2 separate regions of the Mus musculus genome follow, and region 1 is linked to region 2. The links are chromatin loops, found by intact Hi-C in ENCODE. Cell type or tissue: left cerebral cortex. All regions are shown on one strand. Region 1 overlaps Arih1 (ariadne RBR E3 ubiquitin protein ligase 1). Region 2 overlaps Bbs4 (Bardet-Biedl syndrome 4 (human)).

What was found. A loop is a pair of places that touch in the nucleus more often than their neighbours do. Peaks named below come from ENCODE experiments on the same cell type or tissue, not always from the same donor. Only the 100,000 strongest peaks of a DNase experiment are listed, where the experiment ranks them.
Region 1: a loop joins it to region 2, with 1.8 times the contacts of the local background. A loop is called at or near these places in 5 of 42 quality-filtered maps.

Annotation. Positions count from the first base shown.
Region 1 is chr9:59,387,922-59,390,421 of GRCm38, forward strand. It overlaps Arih1 (ariadne RBR E3 ubiquitin protein ligase 1), which reads right to left. Exons shown (of 14, transcript NM_019927.2): 14 at 633-2,500. Among named protein-coding and RNA genes, the nearest start is that of Bbs4, 36 kb to the left of the region's middle. In left cerebral cortex, no CTCF peak of the experiment used is centred here; DNase peaks (open chromatin) are centred at 610 and 1,227.
Region 2 is chr9:59,339,175-59,341,674 of GRCm38, forward strand. Bbs4 (Bardet-Biedl syndrome 4 (human)) reads right to left here. Exons shown (of 16, transcript NM_175325.3): 5 at 1,913-2,024; 6 at 637-709. Among named protein-coding and RNA genes, the nearest start is that of Bbs4, 13 kb to the right of the region's middle. In left cerebral cortex, CTCF peaks have their summits at 1,006 (motif pointing right) and 2,440 (motif pointing right); no DNase peak of the experiment used is centred here.

The sequences.
Region 1 (2,500 bases), 49 kb after region 2:
GGTTTGTCACTGGAGGCAGGCTCTGTGGTTTTAAAAATCTCTCATGCCATCATTCCCAGTGTGCTCTGCTTTCTACTTGAGTCATGATATGAACTTTCAGACTCTAACCATCTGAACTGTAAGCACAATTACTTTCAATGCCTTGGTTATTGTCCTTTGTCATAGCAATAGAAAAGTAACTAGCAAACAAAAGACCTAGGTTAAATAATAACGACTTGTAACTAGGCTTTATTTACTTTCTTTGCCCCCCCTTAATTTCCCCCCCCTTTTAAAAAGAAACATAGTTTAACAGAATATATCAAACCAGACAAGCATGGTCACAGTTTAACAATGTATAGTGATTTAATAGTATTTTATTAGAATTCAGCTAATAGGTGCAGTCTAACCCTATTTACCTGACTTGTATATATGCTTTTGAGTTTGGTATCCCTAGATCCCACATGGATTCATTTTTAGAGATGCTAAGTGCCAAAGTGACTGATTTGTAAACTGGCAACTACCCTGAAAACCACCACAATCATTATCAGTTAAAAAATGTTTTTTCTGAAGCAAGCATTATCACTTCCCCTAGAGAAAGATCAGTAGTAGCAGCTGGGTGAGGGGGTGGAAGAACCGACACAAATACACCAAGAAAATCCTAAAGTTGTCTTTATTCTTAGTCACATTGACTTCCAAGTGAGAGCTTCTAGGTTGGTTAATTCAGCTTGAAAAACTAACAGATGCACATTCTTTAAAATATGTACCAACTTCCCCAAAGATAAATGGAAAAAAAAAACTTAAGAGTGCACAGTTTTCATTTATGAAGGAGCCGTTTTCCCACTGTTGTTTACCTTAAAAAAAAAAAAAACAAAACAAAAAACCCTCAACTCCCAAGTTGATAGGTGCATACCTGTAATCCCAGTGAATAGGAGGCAGAGAGGCAGGAGGAAAGCTCTAAATTGGAGGTCAGCCTGGGCTACAGTGCTGATACTTGGTTTAAAAATTAACCCTAAAAAAACTCCTACCACACTCTCCAATTGCAGTAATAAATGCTGAGATCCTATGGTTACATGCTAAGCTGGACTTAGTGGCACATGCCTGTCATCCTAGCACTTAAGAGGTAGAAGCATGAAGATCAGAAGTTCAAGGCCATCCTTGGCTACATAAATCCTAGACCAACTTGGGCTACATTGAGAACTTGTTTTTAGAACTCAAAAGATTAGCAGCTGCTCTGTGCATTTTCAGCGATCATCTATAAAAAGAGATCCTGTAACAAGTCCCAGCAGCCTGTCCAGATTCTCTACACTGGAAAGGGACAGGCCAACAACTGCAAATACCCTATTGAATTACACCAAGCTATTTATTTTCGAGTGTAACTCGTGGTCTGGCTGCCATTGGGGACTATGACCTCAAATGTGAGCATAGGGACTAGCTGCCCAGCCTGCAAGTAGGGAAGGGCTTTTCTACTCAAGGCTGGTTTCTCGGAGAGGCAGGACAATCCTGGATGAAGCAGTAACCCTCTCAAAGGGGCACTGCTGGGCATTACAGTTGACAAAGAATGCAAAAAGCCACTTCTTCTGGTTCTGGATGCTACGTCATTCTGAGACCAGAATAAGAAAACTGTACAGAGGTAGTTGGATATCACTCTGGTCTCAGATAGAAGACATTGTGAAACTTTAGGCAAGTTATTAAATCTTATTTCCCTATTCCGTCAAACAGCAATCTTTACTCCACTTTTTTTTTTTTTTAAAAAAGAAAGTGACAAACTAGAGTATAGATGTGATAAAAGTCAGGTCTGGTTTGATAGTACCACGTTACTATCCATAAATAGGGACTATCAGCTTTTATGTGAAAGCTGATTCCTTTTGAGGCTAGAATGTTTTAAATATCTCATCTATAAAAAACTGACATTCCAAGATGTACAGAACATCTAAGTGTGTATCACTACTAAAACACAAACAACAATTTAAAGTCAATGTTCAAGAGGCAGAAACCAGAAAGCTTTCAGAAATACTTCTGAAAAGTTTCAATTAGCCAAACTAAATGTTGGGAATGGTCTCATTCACAGTTCCTTACATAGAACTTGAACCAAATCTTGACAGTTTATATTAAATAGGAACAGTGAATAAGGCACATTATACAGGTGGCAGTTACCCACCTAAGTTATCGGTTTTCAACTATAAAAATAAACATAAGTAACTAATGGAATAACAAAATAAAAGTTTATTTTATTAGAATTAGGAATGTTCTTTCCCTCTGGGCAACCTGAACAGTCCAGTTACAATGAAAATCTAAGAACAGTTATTTCCACAGCACAAGGTGCTCTATGCACAAAATTACAGGGTTAGGAGCATTTAATCAATTTATCGATCTGATTGTCTCACCAACCCACCCCATCCCATCCCCCAAGTGCTCTATACCGGACATAGCTAAAAGAATTTGTTACATTTAAGCCTTTTACTCTTCTTGTTCTAAATTTCAAGTCCTACTTAACAGGTGAACCACACATTACACTGCAGAT
Region 2 (2,500 bases):
CACTTAAAGTTTTCATAACACAAAGAAAGTCAAAAGAAACAGCTGCTGACTGCCAAGCAGATAGGGGAAATATGCAAAGTACATATGAAGACATCTGCTGCTGATGCTTACGAACTCCAAATGTACCAACGTGACCTCTAAAGCTCTTGGAAATGACATGGGAAACCACGGCTGGAATCACACCAGTACAAACCTGTCAGCCACACTAACAGCTGCAAAATATAAACCAAAGTCTACAAAGCTACGCAGAAATGCCGTGCTGAGGACAGAATCAAAGACAGTGAACATCTAAGAGCTCTAGCCAAGCCCTAGGCAGTGGCTGAGTACCACTGAGGCAGACCCATCTCTCTGGGTTTGAGGCCAGCCTGCTCTACATAATGCATTTCAGGTCAGCCAGTGCTACACAAATTGAGACCTTATTAAAATAAAAAAAGAGCTGGGGGTGGTGGCACATGCCTTTAATCCCAGCACTTGGGAGGCAGAGGCAGGCGGATTTCTGAGTTCGAGGCCAGCCTGGTTACAAAGTGAGTTCCAGGACAGCCAGGGCTACACAGAGAAACCCTGTCTCGAAAAACAAAAAAATAAAAAATAAAAAAAGAGCTATTTGCTGAGAAAGAAATGCTGTTTCTCACTTACCCAGTCTTTCTGGTTAAGTTTAGCTGCTTCATTATATACTTCAGTGGCAGCTTTGTGTTTTCCCAGAAGAAACCTGTGAAGATAAATTTTCTATAATTATTACTTCCTCAATTCATTACTTTTGGTTTGTTTTTGAGGCAGGTCCTTACGTAATTCCAACTAGCCCCCAATGCACTGTGTGACCAAGGATAACTTGGAACCGGTCCTCATGCCTTCAGCTCCAAGTACTAGGGTTATGGTGTGCACTGCCACACCCAGCTAACCTAAACTCCTGTAGGATTAACTCTACAAATTCACATTTTACACATGTTCCAGAGCTAAAAATTGTATAAGTATTTTTCAAAAAGTTGAGCTGGTTGTATGGGAACGGCAGGGGGCACCATTGCGCCCCAAAAGCAGAAGCTCTTGAGGCAGAGCTTGTGTCAGCGCTGTTCTAAGACAGTAAGGTCATCACACACCAATGTTGGTGGCATTCTTCTGTAACTACTATCTGTATTGTTTTATAAAAGTAGACAGCCGGGCGTGGTGGCGCACACCTTTAATCCCAGCACTTGGGAGGCAGAGGCAGGCGGATTTCTGAGTTCGAGGCCAGCCTGGTCTACAAAGTGAGTTCCAGGACAGCCAGGGCTATACAGAGAAACCCTGTCTCGAAAAAGCAAAATAAAACCAAAAACATAAAAAATAAAACTAAAAGTAGACAAAACCAACAAAAGGTCAAACCATATGCCATGAAGCATAGCCACCATCATCTCCAACCTTGCCCAGTAAGGGCGGATCCTTTTCCTCCTCAACCCAGGTCTCTTTTTGATCATGAATTTGAAGAGAACTGAGTTCTATATGAAAATGATGCCAGTAAGAAAGGCAGTGTGGGGAGGAACATGGAGATGGCACTGCATGGAACACTAGGGTGTGAAAATGTTTATGAAGACTTTACAAGTATTTCCAGAGGGATCCGCAGGCCATGTGCTCAAAATACCTCACGTTTACTATATGTCAATATTCCACCTAACATCAAACCAACACGCTATGTCTTGCCCATGTGATTATAGAAGAGTTATGGGATAATACACTGTTCTCATCAACTAGAAGGTCCGGAGTTCCTTAATACTAGCTGACTTCCAGATTAATCCATGCTCTTCAAGATGAAGCCCATCATACTTATTACTCATTGTCCCACATAGCAAACATCTGGCTGATATAGCAATAAGTTTTTTCCCAAAAATCACTTCAAAAGACAGCATTTTATGTGGTCTTCTGTGATTGTTCCAGTACTCACAAAGATCTGGCCACCTGCTTGAGATTATCAGCACACTGTGGGCTGAGAACAGCACATGTCTGAAAGAGTTCTAGGGATTCTTGGATATTTCCTTCCAGGCGAAAAATCAGTGCTGCCAAATAATAGAAAATACAGAAAATAAGCCATATTCTTAGAAGTAGAGGCTGGCATCAGAAAAACTGGAGGAGGAAGAAGAGCTAAAATCAGAGAAAGCCTTTAATCCAATCAGTCATCACTAGATGGGTAGAAGCAAGCAAAGTGTTACTAAGGGGAAGCCCGTAGTAAGCTAACTGAGATTTACCCATTCTGCTTCCAGCATCTATACTCAGATAACAGGTCTTTTACAAATCACAGAAATTCTTTGTAAGAATAATATTTTGAAGGGCTAGAGGTGGCTCAATTTGTGAAGAGCATTTACTGCTCTTGTAGGGGACTGGGGTTCAATTCCTAGTACCCACATGGTGGCTCACAACCACCTTTTATTTTATGTATATAAGTGCTCTGTCTACACACACCAGAAGAGGGCACCAGATCCCATTACATATGGTTTGTGAGCTACCATGTGGGTGCTGGAAATTGAACTCAGGA